2 separate regions of the Mus musculus genome follow, and region 2 is linked to region 1. The links are chromatin loops, found by intact Hi-C in ENCODE. Cell type or tissue: heart. All regions are shown on one strand. Links, peaks and the distances in the headings refer to the core of each region. The heading gives the core; the rest is flanking DNA. Region 1 holds the start of Dnajb2 (DnaJ heat shock protein family (Hsp40) member B2). Region 2 holds the start of Zfand2b (zinc finger, AN1 type domain 2B).

What was found. Peaks named below come from ENCODE experiments on the same cell type or tissue, not always from the same donor. Only the 100,000 strongest peaks of a DNase experiment are listed, where the experiment ranks them.
Region 2: it touches region 1 in a loop (1.9-fold over the local background); 1 of 42 quality-filtered maps calls a loop at or near these places.

What each region holds. Positions count from the first base shown.
Region 1 is chr1:75,232,377-75,236,763 of GRCm38, forward strand. Dnajb2 (DnaJ heat shock protein family (Hsp40) member B2) reads left to right here and starts at 4,047. Exons shown (of 9, transcript NM_001159883.1): 1 at 4,047-4,213. In heart, for the core only: CTCF peaks have their summits at 306 (motif pointing right) and 2,454; DNase peaks (open chromatin) are centred at 2,435 and 4,125; H3K4me3 peaks cover 808 bases; H3K27ac peaks cover 1,473 bases.
Region 2 is chr1:75,166,125-75,170,511 of GRCm38, forward strand. Zfand2b (zinc finger, AN1 type domain 2B) reads left to right here and starts at 2,522. Exons shown (of 10, transcript NM_001159905.1): 1 at 2,522-2,583; 2 at 2,707-2,782; 3 at 3,061-3,155; 4 at 3,376-3,507; 5 at 3,641-3,792; 6 at 4,243-4,335. The coding sequence starts at 2,728. In heart, for the core only: no CTCF peak of the experiment used is centred there; DNase peaks (open chromatin) are centred at 2,537 and 2,827; H3K4me3 peaks cover 1,792 bases; H3K27ac peaks cover 1,414 bases.

The DNA of each region.
Region 1 (4,387 bases), core at 283-4,282:
GGTACCAACAGCTTTTCGTGAGATGCAGTAATAAATCTGTATCCGCTTCTCCTGTTGGTGGCTACCAAACCTAACATTACTCTGTGTTTATCATTTTTTCCTTTCTTCTGGGACAGGGTCTTGTTATGTAATCCAACTTGGCCTTCAACTCATGATCCTCCTAGGTGCTGGCATTACAGGTATGTTCCACTGCACCTGAGTTTTTTTGTTTTTGTTTTTGTTTGTTTGTTTTAATAAAGACTTTTTAAAAAAGATTTATTTATTTATTATAAGTACACTGTAGCTGTCTTCAGACACTCCAGAAGAGGGCGCCAGATCTCACTACGGATGGGTGTGAGCCACCATGTGGTTGCTGGGAACTGAACTCAGGACCTTTGGAAGAGCAGTCAGTGCTCTTAACCACTGAGCCATCTCTCCAGCCCAAAGACTTATTTTTTAAAAGCCTGGCACGGTGGTATGTGACTAAATCTAACACTCAAGAGGCAGGTGGATCGCTAAATTCTACAGAGTTAGTTCCAGGATAGACGGGGCTATACGGAGAAACGTGATGCAAAAACCAAACAAAATAAAACAAGATTTACTTTAAAAGCAATGTGTGTTTGTATGTGTCTCTGTGTGTATCTATGCATACCGGTGCCCACGGAGGTCAGAAGAGGGCATCAGATCTCCTGAGGCTGGGTTTGCAGAAGGCTGTATTTGGGTGCTACCTAGTGTGGATACTGGGATCCAAACATATCCACTGTAAAAGCTCTGCAGGCTCTGAACCACATATCTCTCCAGTCCCTCTTTATTTTTTAACATAATTTCCACTGTTTATTCATTTGTGGTTTTTTTGTTGTTTGTTTGTTTTCAAGACAGGGTTTCTCTGTGTAGCCCTGAGTCAGTGACTGCGTAGTTCTTGCTTTGTAGGCCAGGCTGGCTAGATGAAGCCTTGTCTCAACATTCCCCACTACCACGCTAGAGGTGGTGGGACCTGGGAGAATGAGTCGATAAATAAGGCAGAGTAAAGTCTCACGCAACAGCCAACTCTTTATCCAGAGCATCAATTTATACTCTGAGGGCTAAGAGAAGTCTCATGGGTAAAGTGTACAATCACAAGGCAGGACACAGGGAGTAGACAATTCACACTTGACAGAAAACGTGTTTTTCCACAGAAGCACATAAACGGGTAATGGGCAATTGTAACAAATAATCTGAAGTAAAAATCTGAAGTAACCTCACTCCTCCTTGCTACACCCGAGAGGGGAACAATAGCATAGTCCAAGAATAATCTCATGTTTTGAGGACACTGAGGTCACAAGCACTAAGAAATCTCCTCACATGACTCCATTCTCGGACCATGCCTCCCCTCCCCCAAGAATGGGTTTATAAAAATTATACTGAGTCCTGGAAGTACATTCACCTGGCAGTATTAAAATTTTTAAAAAGAAGTTTGTTTTGCAAATTCTTTTGACTTCCTTTGTGAATGAAGAAAAGTAAGCCTTTATCTGCTTCTGCTAGGTATGTTCCATGCATTCATTTATATCCTGTCAAGTTCTAAGTATTGGTTACATAGCTCAGGCTGCCCTCTAATTTTGACCCTTTGGTCTCAGCCTCCTGCATTCTTTGTTTCTTTGTGTAGACAGGTCCTCACTCTGCAGTCCGGGCTGAGCTGACACTATTTAGACTGGCCTTGAACCTGAAGTAGCTCTCCCTCCTCAGCCTTCCAAAGGTTGAGACTACACCTCGGATTTAGACTATAGTGCAGGTGCAATGTTTATTGTATGCACACACCTGAGTCATACATAGCATCCAAGTGGCGATCAGAGGAGCCATCTCACCAGTCCTGGCTTTTCTATTCTATCCTTTTTTTTTTTTTTAATGTTTCTGAGTACACTGTAGCTGTCTCCAGACACACCAGGGAGGGCATTGGATCCCATTACAGATGGTTGCGAGCCACCCTGTGGGGGAATTGAACTCAGAACCTCTGGAAGAACAGTCAGTGCTCTTAACCACTGAGCCATCTCTCCAGCCTGGCTTTTCTTAATATCACATTCCTGGTAGGTGCTAGCCTGCTGTGTGTTGAGATGAGAGAAAGAGAAAAATAGCAAAAACTTGGAAGATTTTGGAGTAATTTACTTACTCTTGATTTGTTTAAACCAAATATAAGTACTTCTTGGTCCTTGGGTCAGTCAGAATTCGATTGCAATCAGCAGAAGCTAACCAAGAAAATTAAACCACCAACAAAACAAAACAAAATAAAGCAAAGCAAAGCAAAACTAAACTAAATCAACCATTTCCCGCCACTAAATCACCCTCAAATTAGCAACGTATGGAACTCGCATCGATTCAGTCAATGCAGGGCTGGCAGCCAAACCTCAAACAGCAGTGACAAAGGAGGTCTGGCAGCTCTGTCCCCTCCCTCCCGACAGTGATCATCTGTCCTCAGCACGGGGACAGACACTTCCTCCTCCAGGCACAAGAGGCCGCTGAAGGACCCACAGCAACCTGCACTACACAGAAGCAAATTCTTAGCCACCTTCACCTTCATCTCTCTTTCTCTATTCAGATTTGAAGTCCCACTTAGTCGTGACTTCTCATTGGCAGAACTCATCTTGTGCCTGCACCCTTAGATCAGGGAAGCAAGAGCCTCAAAGTTCTGTGGTAGATACTTCATCTCTTATTAAGGCTGAAACAACCAAAATTCCCCAAGTGTAGGTAGGAAGTCTCTAGATGTAGGCAGGAGTTCAGAAGGTGGGGAGACAGGAAAAGGGGACAAAATGACGGCAGCCTTCCCTTGGTTGGTGCTCAAGCTGTTGCTTTGATGAGATGTCCCCAGGTCACCTGTCCTGAAACACTGACTGGACTCATACAACCATTCCTGCTTGGGTCATGTGTGACACCAGAAAGCATTATGCTAATAACAGCTTCCATAAACCATGCTTCATTTGACTTCTAACAACTCTAGGTGTTACCTATACTTAAGGGGGAAAACAGGCCTTGGATGTTCCCAAGTCACACAGCAGCATCCGGTTGCAAGGCCAGGTCTCCCTGCTCTCAGAGTTCTGAGTTTCCCAGTGGGTTCTGCTGATAGGCTGTGTGTGTGTGTGTGTGTGTGTGTGTGTGTGTGTGTGTGTGACATCCCATGCCATTTTTTATCCCTCCCCCAGTGCTGGGAATTGAGGCTAAGTAAGGTCTGGCGGCTGCTGGGCAAGCACTCTACCCCTAAGCTATCCCCATAGCTTTACATTCTTAGTACCTTCTGGCAGCATCTACTAAGAAAACAGTACACTAATGTCTAGGAATTGGCCAGATGGAATAAAACAAGACCCACTTCTGGAAGGTTCCCTTTTCCTGAGATCTGAATCCAGAAATCATTCTGAGGCTAAATAGATCTACTTACGATCAGCTGTGGAAGAGAAACGTTGAGTCTACTAATTTCCTCATACTAGGCTCTTCTACCTCACCCTTTCTAGGTCAAAAATGTTAAAAGTCTTCCAAGTGTTATTCGGCTGTCCAACTGATACGTTTCAATTCTGACTAAAGACTAAGGGGATGACGAACGAAGGAGGACACAATTCTTACCTTGTATAATTTACATTCTACTGGGGGAGATAGATGATCATCAAATAAATGTTAATTTGTGGCTCTGACAGTGTGGAGAAGAAAATGCCACGAGACTCTATAAAAAGCAGGTCTGACCTACTCAGGGGAGCCAGGGCAGCCTCTTTTGAAGACTTAGCACTGGAGCTAAGCTATGAAGAAGGGTTAGGCCCAGAGGAGACTCGGTGAGTCTTGGAGGTGATGGCCTGGGGGAAGTACTCAGGGATCGTGAAGCACTTTTAGAGGCCAGCGACAGGACAGGGGACCCGCACCTAGCTTGCGGACCGCCCCTCTGCCTGTGTTTGAGAGACTGCGTCATAGCTGGAAAGATATAGCCGACTTCAGCCTCCTAAGTCCCACCTGGGAATGACGTCGCCTGGGTGAAAAACTAAAATAAACGGCTCCGCCCTCATCTCCCAGCAGCCCCTGCAGCGCCCCCGCCCCCCCCGCCCCCGCCCCCTCGTGTGACCGGCCGAGCCGGCCCTCTGAGTCTCTAGTAGTTTCCAGGGCGCTGACGCATGCTTGCGCACACAACCCAGCCTGGCGTGTCGTACGCAGTGGCCGCGAGCCGGGCAGCGGGTGCTAGGCGGTTCCCCTGCGGGGGGCAGGGGCGGGACTCCCGGCAGAGGAGGTGCGGTCCCAGCTGGGTCAGGTTGGGGGTTCAGATCGGGTTACTAGACTTAGGGGGTTCGGGTAGGGCTCCCCACTCCTGCCGTGAGATAGCCCTGGGCACCGGCCTGCGGGACCAGATAAAGGCTGCGAAGGAGCCTAGTCACTGGCCGCAGGCGTGGCTCCCCGGCCCGAT
Region 2 (4,387 bases), core at 130-4,129, 66 kb before region 1:
AATTCACATGAATCAGCAGTGGTACCTTGATCCACTCACAAACACCATTCACAAATCAGCAACAGCAGTTCAATCCAGAAGAAACCCTGAGGCTCTGCAAATTGATCCAAGTCCAAAGAAGTGGCAAGCCAGAATATTATGAGAACGAGAAGTTATCTGGTGCGTTTCTCTCTATGATGTCTCGAAGTCACAACAAGCAATGATCAGCAAAGAAGGCAAGATTAACCAATGCCACAGCACTGTTAGTGAAGATCTGCATCAGCAAAGTCAAAGGAAGACCAGTAAAGAGTGACAAGGCTAACCAATGTCAGAGACCGGTGGATTATACTTCTACTCTTTCCAAATATCCACAAGTCCTCTCAAGTATCCACTCCAGCAAAACATCACATGCCCTTTTTCCAGGCAGTTTCCAGAAAAATACCATGTGTCTGTTCTCAGCAAAACATCCTCTCATAAGACAGCTTCCGGAAAAACATCACACGACACAACTGAGTCTCCAAAGAAGCCAGAAATGTCTACTTCAACCTGGCTTCTGCTTTTGACTTTTTATTAGAAGGCTGAGGATTTAACAGAGGGCCAGAGAAATATAATTTTTTCCAATGAGATATACTATTTACACAAAATTAAACTAAACCACGTAAAATAGGTTTAGACTTTTATTATTCTTTTTCCCAATTTCCTAAGTGTTTGTACATAATCATGTTCGCATGTATGTGGTCAAATGTGTGGGGAGGTGTGGACATGTATTTGTGTGTATTTGCATGTGTGTGGTCACACATGTGGGGAGGTGTGGACATGTATTTGTGTGTATTTGCATGTGTGTGGTCACACATGTGGGGAGGTGTGGACATGTATTTGTGTGTATTTGCATGTGTGTGGTCACATGTGTGGGGAGGTGTGGACATGTATTTGTGTGTATTTGCATGTGTGTGGTCACATGTGTGGGGAGGTGTGGACATGTATTTGTGTGTATTTGCATGTGTGTGGTCACATGTGTGGGGAGGTGTGGACATGTATTTGTGTGTATTTGCATGTGTGTGGTCACATGTGTGGGGAGGTGTGGACATGCATTTGTGTGTACCCTGAGGCTTGTGGCTGATGCTGGGAATCAATCTGGCAGGTTGAGGTTGCTCTTCCTCTTTATTCATTGAGACTAGGCCTCTCAGTCGAACCCAGAGTTTGCTGATATAACACAACCAACAAGCACATGAGTGTGGCAGGCATGTAAGTCGGCAGATGACCCAAGTCAAGGTGTTTGGGTACAGTTAGAGCTGAGAACAGGGCTTCTGCCTGAGGTAGCCAGGAAAGACTGTCTTAATTTCTACCGGTCTTAGAGTGAAAATCAAAGGAAGAGGAGGGGAAAGTTGAGAGGCAGAAACTGGTTTTTTGTTTGTTTGTTTGTTTACTTCACCTGATTACTTGTTTCCACGTCTAGACCTACGGGAAGGTAGAGTGACTACCAATTCCAAGTAGGAGAAGCTGTGTGAGAAGCAAAATGTGCTGAGCCAGGAAGGTCTCAGTCTGTGGTTCCTAAAGGTGTACACCAGTTTAATGACTGCCACTCTTCAAAAAACATTCCAGAACCCCTGAGAATGTGCTAGGCTAGTGTTTTTCAAGTTGAGACATACTAGAAATGTGTTACCATTCCTTCTGGAGCTCCCCTCTGAGTCAGAAGTCCTAGGACCCAGGCATCTGTTTAAAATAGCTATGTAGTGAGTTTCACCTGAGACTGTTGTACTTTAGGTATTATGTGCCAGGCAGGGCCCAGTATGAAACAGGTAGAGCTGATCCTTGACTCTTTGATATATTTTAATTTTATCATTGAAGGGAAGGGTGTGCAGTTCTCTTGGGTTTTTCGTCTTCTCTCCTTTCACTATGGATGTCTCTTTTCACCAGGTAGTCCCCTTTGTGTGGCCGATGCCTCTCTCTCTCTCTCTCTCCCTCCCTCCCTCACCCCCGAGCCTGGGTGTCTCTATGTAGTCTTGGCTGTCCTAGAATTCGATATGTAGACCATGCTGATGTCGAACTCACAAAGATTCACCTGCATCTGCTTTCTGAGTGTTGGGAGTAAAGGCTTGAGACACTGTGCCAGGTTGGTGAACAGCTGATTTCAATGAGGTGACGTGTAAACTGGGATGGAGGGGAGGAGAAGACAGAGCAGGTGTGCTCAGATCATACCGACAAGGGCTAGGGATGTCTTAGAGGGTGAACATCAACACTAAAACCTGGAGAGGAATCTGCACCACTGAGAAACACTGTAACTCCTCACAGAAAAGAGGTAGCCTCGGTCTGGAGAAATGGCTAGAGAAAAGTAAGGTAGTGACGAAGTGAGCAGGCTAAAGGCCGAACTGCTTCCAAACCACCCTTGTCCACCGACACGTCCATCTTTGCCTTCACTGGTTGGTTCTGAAAAAACTCTTCTAAGCTTTACACCCGCTCCCGGGCGTGGCTCAACTCTTCTGGGACTCTCCGCCTGCAATCTACTGTTGCCCGGGATGGACCCGCCCAACGTGATGACGTCAGAGCGCGCGAGCCCTCGGGAGGAGGAGTAGGGGCTGCGGGCCGGCGGACGCTCAGGCTTCGGTAACCTGTGCTGGGCGGGGGAGAGGAAGGGGCGGGGCGGGGAGCCCCCCGGAGTTGCTGTGTTGCGGACGGGGCCCGGAGCGGGAGTCCTTGGCACGCTCAGCTCTCGTTTCTTCCCCGCAGCAGGCCCCGCACGGCCAGGCGATGGAGTTTCCGGACCTCGGGGCTCACTGTTCCGAGCCGAGCTGTCAGCGCTTGGGTGAGGGGCGGAGCACGCGGGAGGCGGGGCCGGACGGCTGGGGCTGGGGACTGCAGGTAGGGCCAGGAGGGTGAGCACTGGAGCTGGAAAGGCCAGGAGGGCGGGGCTCGAAGTTGTGGGCGGAGACTAGGGGCGTGGCCAAATTGATCGTGTACTGTGAAAGAGGTACAGTGTGTTGCAAATAGGGCAGAGTTTTTCCTACCTGAGTAGCAGCTTTGCGCAAGAGGAAAGGACATCTAAGTTTCCTTTGAACCCGCAATCTGACCCATTCTCTGTAGATTTTTTGCCACTCAAGTGCGATGCCTGCTCGGGCATCTTCTGCGCAGACCATGTGGCCTACGCCCAGCATCACTGTGGATCAGCTTACCAAAAGGTGAGGGGGCGATCGTGAGGGTGGCAGGGGTTGGTGTATGGAGAGGAGAGCGGGTGCAGATGCTTTCAGGATCTGTCTATTTTATGTTTTCCCCTCTTAGTTATTGTGTTTCTAAGCCCAGCACTGGGTAACTTTGTTTTTTGTGTATTTGTGAGTGGTATATCCGGGTTCTTTAAGAGATTGCTTGGCTCTCATACTGACTCCTGACCCTTGACTATAGGATATCCAGGTACCTGTGTGCCCTCTCTGTAATGTGCCTGTGCCGGTGGCCAGAGGAGAGCCTCCTGACCGTGCTGTGGGAGAGCACATTGACAGAGACTGTCGTTCTGACCCAGCACAGCAAAAACGCAAGGTAAATAAATAATGGAGGGGTTAGTGAGACAACCCAGCGTAGTATACGGACATCTGCAAACCCAAAAGGCTAGCTCCATGGGGGCCAGAGGAGAAGATGAGTTTCCTAAATAACAAACCCTGTTTCATCTCAGATCTTCACCAATAAGTGTGAACGTTCTGGCTGCCGGCAGCGGGAGATGATGAAACTGACTTGTGATCGCTGTGGCCGAAACTTCTGCATCAAGCACCGTCATCCCCTGGACCATGAATGCTCTGGGGAAGGTCATCAGACCAGCAGGGCAGGGTAATTACCACCAAATAGCCAACTTGCTTTGCTTCAGCCATGTCTTCCTTGACCAAGGCAGTCTTTATGCTTTTTGCTCCATTTTGCTTGCAGTGCTGTGGACTGAAACTAGGCAAGCAAGCACTCTGCCCCTGAGGTACTGCCTTGGCCCTTTTGTTGTTTTGAGAGGTTTCACTTCTTAGCCCAGGCTGGCTTCAAACTTGTGGCAGTCCTCCTGCCTCAGACCCTCCAGTGCTGAAATTACAGCATACATTACTTCCAGCTCCCTTTATTCCTTGGAGACAAGAGTCCACAAAGTTGCCCCGGCTGTCATTGAACTCACTGTGCCCTGTACAATTTTCAGTTTTTCAGTCTGAACTTTCCAGGTAGCTGAAATTACTGACTACCCTCCTGACACCCAAAGCCTGTGCTGGAAGATTTATTAGAATGGTTTTCTTTTCTTCCCTTCAGGCTTGCTGCTATTTCTAGAGCACAAGGTCTGGCTTCTACAAGCACCGCCCCCAGTCCAAGCCGGACCTTGCCTTCATCATCCTCCCCAAGCAGGTAGGCCTACCCATTTCTCCTCTCCCCATTTTAACCCCTTCACACTTCTGAC